Regions from separate parts of the Mus musculus genome. Here region 1 is linked to region 2. Evidence: chromatin contacts called from ENCODE Hi-C data. All regions are on one chromosome and are shown on one strand. The core of a region is the stretch at or near the end of the contact, and the rest is flanking DNA. Distances in the headings are between cores, read along the strand shown. Region 1 holds the start of Man2a1 (mannosidase 2, alpha 1). Region 2 holds the start of Tnfsf14 (tumor necrosis factor (ligand) superfamily, member 14).

Region 1 (5,169 bases), core at 175-2,674, 7.4 Mb after region 2:
GGTACAGGCATTTCTTAGATCCCCCTCTTACTAGATTTTGTCGCCAGATGTCTACATCTGCCTACAAGAGGCTTTGTCAGCCTCCCTTTTCCCCTGGTTTCACCAGGATGTCGCCAAAAGCAAGAGGAAAAGATGAGTCCTTTTTAGGCTCCTCAGATTTCTTGTCTACCTCCCCTTCCAGCCCTGCACAGACCCTTCCAAGGCAGGCTGATCTGGGCGTTCCAGGATAGAAGACGCGACAAGAGGATGGAATCTGGGGAATGAACCACTGTCGCTCTGGACCTTAGGCTGCTGGAGCCCTGGAGGCACCTCTCTGCTGGCCTCAATTCCTGCAAAGCCGCCTCCCTTGTCACTGAAGCCTCTTGAGGTCTTCCTACTGTCAGGGCCCAGTGAGGCAGGCGCTGGGCGGGCCTGGCGGGCGGCGCGCTGTGATTGGGCGCCAGGGGGCCCGCCCCCTCATCCCGGCGCGTCGGGAGGGGGCGGGGCCAGCCGGCTGCCCAGCTCCAGGGCTGCGGGCGCCTATTGACCCAACGGCCGCTGCGCCGCCGCCGCTGCCGCCGCCGCCGTCTCCTCCGGCTCGTGGCGGGCGGTACAGGAGCGCCGAGTGGCGCTGGGGAACCGGCTCTTCCTTTCGCGGCTGCCGCCGCCATCTCCGCGTTCTCGGGGCGGGAAGGAGGGGGTGCTCCACGGCTGCAGCTGGAGCGGGCTCCTCTCCGGGGACGGTCCTCTCCTCCTCCCTCGGCTTGCCTCCTCCCGGCGCTGCCCGCCCCCTGCGCCCTCCGCGTGCAGCCCGGGCCCGCGAGGGGGAAGGTAGGGGCGGCGGGGGCCGGGAGAGGCCGGGGATCGGACGCACACGCCGAGGAAAGTCCTGGATTGCAGCGCTCCGGCGCACAGGGTGCACCCGGGTCGGGCCCCCGCAGTAGCCGCGGCAGGAAGGGGTTCTTCGGCGGGCACGCGGGGGCGGTGTGGCGGGGGTGGGCCTGGGTGTCCCGGCGCTAAGTTGTGGGGCACGGCGCCTCCAGGTCCAGTTCCTTCTTCCGCGCGCTCCTTGCTCCCAGCGCCGCACACTCGGCCCCGGAGCCGCGGAACCCGCGCGTTCTCTGGGCGCGGAGGACACGCCTGCCCTTGTCGAGAAAACTTTTCCTGCCGACTCAGTCGTGCCGGCCCGTGGCAGGAAGTCGGGCAGAGACCTCTCCTCTGACTGCTCCGACCGCCCTACCGGGTAGCGCTATCCTGCAGGAAAGCAAGTTTGTGGGGACCTTTGCCTTGCTCTCCAGGAGTCTGCCTTGCAGGGACGGCCGGCCTTGGGGAGGGCAGCGGGCCAGGGCGTAGGCCGAGGGCGCGTGGTGGCTCCGGAGACGAGGTGCGGAGCGCAGCCGGGACCCGCGCCGTAGCGCGCGAAGGGTGTGCGGCCGGGAGCAGGGAGCCCTCGGCGATCGCCGGCTGGAGTCCTCAGTCTTCTGCCTCCTTCGGGTGAGGACCGCGTCCTGGCCCCGAGTCCATCGAGGAAAATGAAGTTAAGTCGCCAGTTCACCGTGTTTGGCAGCGCGATCTTCTGCGTCGTAATCTTCTCACTCTACCTGATGCTGGACAGGGGTCACTTGGACTACCCTCGGGGCCCGCGCCAGGAGGGCTCCTTTCCGCAGGTAAGCACCTGGTGGCGGGCGCAAGCTGGAGGGCTGGTCCCGGGGCTCGCACTTCTCGGCACCGGGGCAGGGTGAGGCCGCACCCGACGACCGGCAGAGCCTCATCCGGCTTGCTGAGGTTTCGGACCGCTGAGTTTGCAAAGTGCTGGGCGTCATGCGGTGGCAGCCTTGGCACCGGGCAAAAGAGGACATATTCCCACATTTGCACCCGGGCCTGTGGAAGTGGGCTCGGCCACCTGCTGGTGGGGAACCGGTGTGAGTGTCGCCCCTAAGCTAGCTCAGGGTTAAAGCTGCCAGAGGCCGCCCAGATCCCTGAACGCACCGAGGCGCGGAAATTGATTAAACACAGCCCACCTAGGCAGATTTCTGTTTCTGACCCCTTTCCCTTTCACTGTCTCTTAAGAGATAAAAAAGTTTATTTCCTGTTGCAGCCCTTTGAGATATGGATAGTAGGGTTGATTTTAGTGTCGTCATGCTTCAGCTGTTACCTCGGGTTGGTTTGGAGCAGAGTGGGGAAGCGCCTGTTATTCTCTCACTGGAAGCTGTGCGGCGCTCAGTTCTCTGCGGGGTGGTCCAGCTGGCAGAGGAGTTGAACAAACGACCCACCCGAAGTCTTTCAGGAAAAGTTACTAGCAAATAACAAGAAATGGATGCAATAGGTTCTGTGTGGGAGGTGACCACGTAGCAATTGAGAGTGGCCTTTACGGCTTTTCTCTGTTGACACACATACATTTTAGTAGAAGCAGATGTGTGGAGAAATCCGAAGAATCCAAGTGTTGACAAGCTAACAACTAGTTGACCAGAGCAATCTACAACCTACCCGAATAAGGCTGATGTTTTGCCTTTTTTTTTCTTTTAATATGACAGTTTAAATGACTGGAAATAGCCCTTGCCATTTCTTCTGATATGCCAGGGTCAATGGCTTGGTGGGAATTTAATGAAATCGGAACGAGGACTTGCGGATTCTGTCATTAGTACACAGCACTAGAAGTATTTTTTTCTTTTAGAAGTGTGGAAATAAAAAGCTGGCCACAGACAGATGTTTCCAAATGTTTACAGCTTCTGCTTCCCCTATAGAGCACAGAGAGAAAATATATAACACATGCTCTCTGCTGCCTTTAAATTTTGAACTTGGGAGTTTGCACCGGCCTTGTGCAAAGGCTGGAGTAAACTGGCAGCCAGGGCCCGGGAGATCTGAGCTTTGTCCCACATGCTCTCTAATTTTGGAGTTAAATGTACCTTTCTCCCCCCAACCCCATTTTCAGAGTTTTCTCTTTGCACGAAATATATAAATGGAACTCCTCTTGCCCAGTGACGTCTTAATAGTGTCCTCTAGCTTTGGCTGGGTGATCGCTTGAACATGATTTATGCGAACATCTGCATGGGGTTCTCTGGCAACCTTGACATTTCCCTCTGTTTCTAAAGCAGCGAGTGACTCATTCTGTTACTGAGACATCTCAGGCAGTTGGTTCTCCCATTTTCGTATGAACCCCCAGCTCACTGAGAAGTTGAGGGTTTGCCTAGAGTGTACAGCATTTGGCAGAGCGGTGGTGGTGACCTTAGGAAGTGGTGCGTTGTCTGTTCCGAGAGAGAGAGAGAGAGAGAGAGAGAGAGAGAGAGAGAGAGAGAGAGAGGTGGGGGGGGCTTGGGAGTGGCATCCTCTGTGCTTTATCTGGACTTCATTGTAGAGAGAAGGTTTAGAATAGGTGGGCCACTGAATCTCCCAGTAGCTAAACTCCATAAGCCCTCTTCGTAAGTCTCACGTGTTTGACCATTAACTTCATGTGATGAACCTATCTCCCCAGCTACTGCTCAGTTGGTGGGAAACTGAGGCTTGGGAGCTTCCTGAGCCCAAGGTCGCTTAGGCAAAGTCTGGGACTTGAACAGGCAGCTCTCAGAGTATAGTCTCAGAGTCACAAAGCTGTCTTGCTAGAACTGGGCTCCAGCCTGCCTGTTGTCGGAATTGTGTAGAACAGAAATAGACTTGCTGGTGGTGACTTAGCTTATGATCCACCCCCCACCCCCCCACCCCCGGAAAAGTAAGCTCTAGTATGAAGACAGAATGAATGTGGTCCTTTTCAGGGCTTCAGATTTACGCTTTCCCAGAGAGTCTTCTAATTTACTTTTACAGCCAAACATTATTACGATGCAAACCATTAGGAAGCAGAGCATCCAAACGTGCACATTCTTTCATTTTATTTCTATGTCTGCACTGTATGTTAACCTTAATTTCACAACAATCCCCAGCATTGTAAAACTATGTTGCCCTCCGTTTCTTGAACAGGTTTTGGTGCGATTCTTGAGTTTCAGTAGAGCTAATTTGGTCAGTGTATGCTGAGGTTGCTTGGTGACCTGTATCCACTCAACCAGAAAGGTTATCTTGTCCATTCTAGTTTCTCTCTCTTGATGTGGAAACTTCAGTTAGGTATGCGGTCCATTTGGTTTGCAAACTGTAGTTTTAGGCCATCCCCGGGTGAGAGCAATCTGTTTTTTGTTGTTCTTTGGACTTTTGTTCATTTACCTTCTTTAGCAACTCTTATTTCCTGCCACCTGTTCAGTCCTGGGGCAAGGGTAGGCACCGCCTCATCCATGCCCCGCCCCCTGCCCCTCATGCCCTCCCCCTGCCCCCCTCCCTCCAAATTTGGCCTGCCTAAGAAGAACCCTTAGAGGGCTTTCTCTTGAGTGTTACTTTAAGAATTCCTTATGGCCAAGGCAGCAGGTAGCCTACATTTTTAGAGTTATTTGATCTCAGTTTAAAAAAAAAAAAAAAAAGTAAAACCAAGCAAAAACAAACCTCCAGTCTGCCTGAGAGGTGGGCCAGACCTAATGCCTTGAAAATACTTTATGCTAGCTATGAGAAAGTCAGCAGACTGGGTGGAGAAATGTTTACATCTCCCTGGAAGGGCAGGCCATTCCAACAGGCAATCTCGTGTGCACAATAGAAATACCACTAGGCTCATGCTGCTATCTAGAGTATTAAGACAAGGAATCAGGATTTTTATAACAGAGAGTCGGTCTTTAACTAGTGTATCACATGATGTAGGGGCTGATGTTGCTTTTGAACATCTCTTCAGAAGTTGGAAAGTCATGAAAATGTACAGGCCAAGTCCAGACTTGATCTTTGGGCTCAGAGAACATTTATCAAGTGAGAAAAGTGAAAACGTGTTGAAGTAGTTGATTTGAAAGTTGTTATGATAAGAACTTTGGTGCTGTAAAAAAAACAAAAAACAAAACACAACAAAACACAGGATCTTGCAACTAGATGTATATATAGACGTATGCTTAAATGCTTCATACCACTTGGGAAACTGAGGCAGGAGTATTGGTGCATGTCCTGGGGCCAGCCTAAGCTATGTAGACATAAGCCAACACCCTCACAGAAGCAAAAACCACACCCATGATTTTTGAGTCCCACAAAGAACGTGTTAATAAAAATTGATCCACAGCAGTAAGTGTGATGAGATCTTCATCGCCCGGCTGCTGTATCCTTGTTTCTTATAAATTGTTTAGTCTGAAGCATATC
Region 2 (5,213 bases), core at 652-3,151:
GCGCAGAGAGTAAAGGTACTTAGAGCCAAGCCTGATGGCTGAGATCAGTACACGGAGGCCAAAAGGTGGAAGGAAAGAATCGTTCCCCTGAGAGTTTTCTGACCTCTACACTATGGCATGCACATGTGCAATAATAAATGAATAAAAAGAAGTAAATGTCAAAAAAAATTTAAAGACACACTAAATGAATGCATAAACGAGTGCTCTAACTTATAAAGATCTGAGTCTCCCAGGACATGCTAAACCCCATTCCGTGTGAAGATCTGGGGTCCCTCTCACCTGTAAGATGTGCTGCTGGGTTGGCCTGGTGAGATCGTTGATCTGAGGAAGAGAGTCAAAGGTTAGAGACAAAAAGAGGATTGTGTGTGTGTGTGTGTGTGTGTATGTGTGTGTGTGCACGCATGTCTCAGTGTGTGTGTACCCGAAGTTTCTCACACATCAATTGAGGCTACCTGTGTCAGGCTCTGTCCCTTTTGGACCCAGATTTCTGCTTCTCTGGCCCTGGGGGAGGGGCACCTGCGAGGCCTACAATGTGACACTGGGTGATGACCCAGAGTTGGTGTGGGGAGGTGCTGAGCGGAAACCATTCCACCTGCTTCAAAGGGACTGGGGCCCAAACTCACCTTGTATCAGCTTCTCCCAGGAGCCTTTGCCTCCATCCTGAAATGCAGACAGGGATGTTTGGTAAGGACATGCCGCTCCGAGTCTCACTGGTATGTGGTGATGAGACTGTCTGGCCATGGCCACAGACACCACCCATGGACATGTATGCAGAGCCACACATGCACATATCACATACATACACACAGATGCAGGGGGAGGGGCACACACCTAATTAGATCTGTTGTATTTCCAAGATAGGCTCTCATGTAGCCCAGTCTGGCCTCAGACTTGCTAAATAGCCTAGGATGACCTTGAACTCCCTCAGTCTTCTGCCTCCCCTGCCCAAGTGCTGGGATGAGGAATTAACTAGTCAAGTCGAGTGTCTGAAATGCTTGAGACTAGAATTGTTTCGGAACTGTTTTCGAGGTTTTTGGATAGTTGAGGGCCGGTGAGAGGGCTCAGGCGGTAAAAGTGCTTGCTGCCAAGCCTGGCTACCTGAGTTCAGTCCCTAGGACCCTCCACAAAGGAAGGCACAGAGAAGTGATTCCATAGAGGTGTTCCACATACATGCTGCGGCACATGCATACTTTTTCATGTCTACACACTAAATAAGTAAATGTAATTAAAAAAAAAAACTTAAAAAGAAAATATAGGCAAAGACTCGGGAGCATACTGTGACACACCCATGGCTTGTCTGAAAGGAACAGTGAGCAAGCACATGAGAGAGCTGCGAGTGAAGCAGGGTGACCATGAAGCCAGTGGTGGACAAAGGTTTGGGCTGGAAACAACAACCGAGTAGGTGAATCCCAAGGAAACTGCCGGGCACTGCACGTGTATCAGATCCTCATGTAAAGATGAGAAGACTGAGGGTCAGAGAGACAGGCTAACCGAAGCCCTGGGTTCTAGCACACAATACACAACCATAAAGGGACAGGTACTGGAGAAGACTCGCTGGTTCCCCAAGCCCCACTTACTGGCAGATGAGCTACTATGTCTCCAAGACGTTGATGCAGTCTCAGGAGAAACCAGCCCTGAGTGGCCAGCCCAGCACCTAGCAGCAGCACCAGGGCCAGGCTGACCTGGACAGTGCCACAGCGCCGTCTCCGGTGGTTCTGTTCCAGCCGCCTGAATGGGATGTCCGTCTGTCCATCCACCACAAACACTGAAGGCTGTACCACACTCTCCATGCCAGAGCAGCTGAGGCTCCGAAGCCCAGGGAAAGGGTTGGCAAGCCTGAGTTCCTCCTCTCCGGAGGAAACCACAATTGCCCAACACGCTCGGGCTGTGCAAACTGCAAAAGGTTCCTGTCACCCCTAGGACTCACTTTAAAGCTGAAGTCTGGTGCCTCCCCTTTCCTCACGTACCTCCTCTTCTTCCTGTGCCCCCAGAAGGCCCAGCCCCCGGTCGATCACTCTCACTGAGGCCACCATAGCTCACACTTTCCAGAAAATGTGACTCAGGTGGGATGGATGGGGCAGCCCCTGCTCCGATGTACTTGGTGGCTTTTGTTTCCCTCAGAGGAGCTTCTGTGGGTTCCATGCAAGCATCTTGCACCGCACCTGCATTTGCACGCGCTGACAAGCAGAGGCCTCTGTGTTTGCTTTAGTCTGTGCATATGGGTGCAGGTGCTTGTACAGATGCACGGTTCGTGGATGTGTGCACACAGGTGTAGATGTTCTGATATGTGTCTGCAAGTGCTGGAACAAGCACACAGGCATTTCCTGATGTGTGTGCAGGTCCATATATGGACACACACACACACACACACTACAGTGTCTATCATCTATTAGCACATGCACACATGAACCTCAGATGTGTTCATATGTGTGTCCACTGGAGACGGTGCTGGGGTAGATTTTCAGATACCACCTTGTCCCCAAATCTTCAGCTTGGACCTTACCCCCATCAGACACCCTCCCAGATACTGAGGACTTGGGGGTTCAGTTAGAAGACTCACCAGCGCCCCTTCTCAATGTCAATGGCCCCCATGCTGTAGTGTTTGTCTTGACACAGGGCTGGCAATGCTGTGACCACAGAACCCCAGTGCTCTGCCACGCTGCTGATTCATGGCTTCTCTAACCAGGGTTCCAGGGGAAGTACTGCTGAGACTCCTGTCCCCCTGCAGGACCCACCCATCCACCTGCCTCAGCAACAGAGCCCTTCAGAGGAAGCCCAGGTCTGTGAGGTGCTGAAGGGATGTGTGCTGTTGACATGAGCTTGTCAACAACTCCAGAGCCTCAGACCCAGAGGGAAACATAGCCTTCTCTTCTGGTCCACGCATGGATGTGCATGTCGCCAGTGTGTGTAGAATGTGTTCACCATCCTCCCCCTTGAGTGCTGACGCATGAACATAGCTCCCTTCCAGGGACAGTTCTTATGGAGACTAACTCAACCTGCCTTCCCCATCCCATTGTGCATATAAACCCTGCCTCCTTGCTTAACTGTATGTAATAAGTTGCCTTTTTCAGTGGTAGGCAATAACCCCACTTCTCCACTCGACTCTATATAATAACGTGCTAAGAGAACTCGTGTGCAGAAGGCCCAGATCACATGACCCCAGGATTCCTGGATGTCTGTGTTTGTCGTTTCTTCATCTCTTTGCTGTTGCCCAACTCAGGTCCATTCCTGGAACTGTGCAAATTACTCAGCAGCCCGGAGTATCTGATACTCCATAGAGGATCTGCCTGGAAGCGTTCTCTAGTCTCTCATGGTCTGTGCTGGCCAGTGTCAATTTGACACAAGCTACATTCATTTTGGAAGAGGAAACTTCAATGGAGAAAACACCCCCAACAGATTGGCTTGTGGGAGGCCGTGCTCACTGTAGACTGGGCCTTCCCTGCACTGGCATTCCTGAGTTCTATAAGAAAGCAGGCTGAACAAGTCATAGGACACAAGCCAGTAAGCAGTGTTCTTCCATAGTCTCTGCATCAGCTCCTGTCTCCAGGTTCCTGTCCTGACCTCCCTCAGTGGATGGGGTGTGACCTGAAAGTGTAAGCTGAGGTTGCTTTTGATCATGCTGTTTTATGACAGCAATAGAAATCCTAGCCAAGACACAAATTGGAATCAGGTGTGGGTTAGGAATAGGAAAGACCTGACTATGGTATTGAGAAGATTGTACGGCCTCTCAACTTTGGACTGGAGAAACTGTTCCATGCAGAGCTCAGTGGGCTGTTCTGTGGGAGCTTGGAAGTTCAAAATGCTGAGAATACGGCAGATGATGGAGGCCTGCCTTGTGAAATTACAGAGGGAAGTTTGAGAGTTTCTTAAAGACCACCAGGATTTCCTGGGTAGGGTAGTACACACCTTTGGGAGGCAGAGGCAGATGGATCTCCTGTGAGATCAAAACCAGCCTATTCTACATAGTGAGTTCCAAGAGAGCAAGAACTATAAAGGGATTCTATTTTAAAACAAAAACAACAACAAGGAGAGCATTGGGGATGTTTGATATTTGAAATGAGATTCTTAGTTCTGCTTAGCTTGTTCTGCAGAACTGGCCGTGATTTAGAAGAGACCTGCATCACTGAGGTGAAATCTGGGGAGTGTTTCCTGAGAGAACCAGTACACAGAAGCTGTGCTGTTAAGGTGAACAAGGTTATCCTCAGATGATGCTGGGTTTGGAAGGATAAGGAGGCCATGGAGAGAAGCTGAGGCATGGCACTGTGTGGGACCAGGAGAGGCTGTTGGTGAAAGTGCAGCCTCCGTGGCAGCAGAAGACCACAGTATTTTGAAGATGCTGGTGTCTTGGGATGATCACCAGCAGCAGCAGCAGCAGCAGCAGCCTTGGGGTGGAGCCAGCCCCAGCCTAGAAGACAAGATGTGAGGGCTGCATAGGGCAGCACCAGAGAAGGCACTCAGGACCTTTGGAGGAGCCCAGAAGATCATGTTTGAATCCCAGACACTGGAAATCGAATTATTTACACAGCTGGTATTTGGTTTTGCTTGTTCAGGTTGTTGACTGTGCCGTGGTTCTTCCCTCTTGAAATAAGGAAGTATTAAGCTTGTTTTCAATGTTATAGGATCCCACAGCTGAGAGGCTAGCTTTTAAAATATTTTAGATTTTAAAGGTTTTTCAACTTTAAACTTTGGAGTTTTAAAGACACTAAATTTTAACCTGTTTGAATTTGTAAAGTGGTGGGACTTTTTTTTTTTTTAAGTTTGCAAAATGTTTAAAAATTTATTTATTTCTATTTTCTGTACATTAGTGTTTTGCTTGCATGTGTGAGGGATTTGGATCCCCTGGAAAATGAATTAAAGACAGTTGTGAGCTGCCGTGTGGGTGCTGGGAATTGCTCATTTTCTTGAAGAACAGCCAGTGCTCTTAGCCTCCAAGCCATCTCTCTAGCCCACAAAATGTTTTTATGTTGTGACGTTGATATTAATGTTTGATCTTGGAGATGACAAGAAAGGAAAGGTTGTGGCTTACTAGTGTTGTGTTTGTGTGTCAAGATGACAAAGGGTACAGGGTGCTGGATAGTTTTATGTCAACTTGACACGAGCAAAAATCATCTGAGAGGAGGGAGCCTCAGTTGAAAAAAAAATGCCTCCATAAGATCAGGATGCATTTAAGCCCGTGGGGCATTTTCTCCATTAGTGATTGATGCGGAAGGGCC

What was found. Hi-C counts contacts between places; a loop is a spot of excess contacts on that map.
Region 1: a map of regulatory T cell shows a loop between it and region 2 (9-fold over the local background). The contact joins the promoter of Man2a1 here to the promoter of Tnfsf14 in region 2. A Hi-C loop is called at or near these places in 2 of 37 maps with a recorded cell type or tissue (T-helper 1 cell and regulatory T cell).

Annotation. Positions count from the first base shown.
Region 1 is chr17:64,600,225-64,605,393 of GRCm38, forward strand. Man2a1 (mannosidase 2, alpha 1) reads left to right here and starts at 1,425. Exons shown (of 22, transcript NM_008549.2): 1 at 1,425-1,646. The coding sequence starts at 1,512.
Region 2 is chr17:57,192,280-57,197,492 of GRCm38, forward strand. It overlaps Tnfsf14 (tumor necrosis factor (ligand) superfamily, member 14), which reads right to left and starts at 1,902. Exons shown (of 4, transcript NM_019418.3): 1 at 1,578-1,902; 2 at 624-660; 3 at 280-321. The coding sequence starts at 1,790.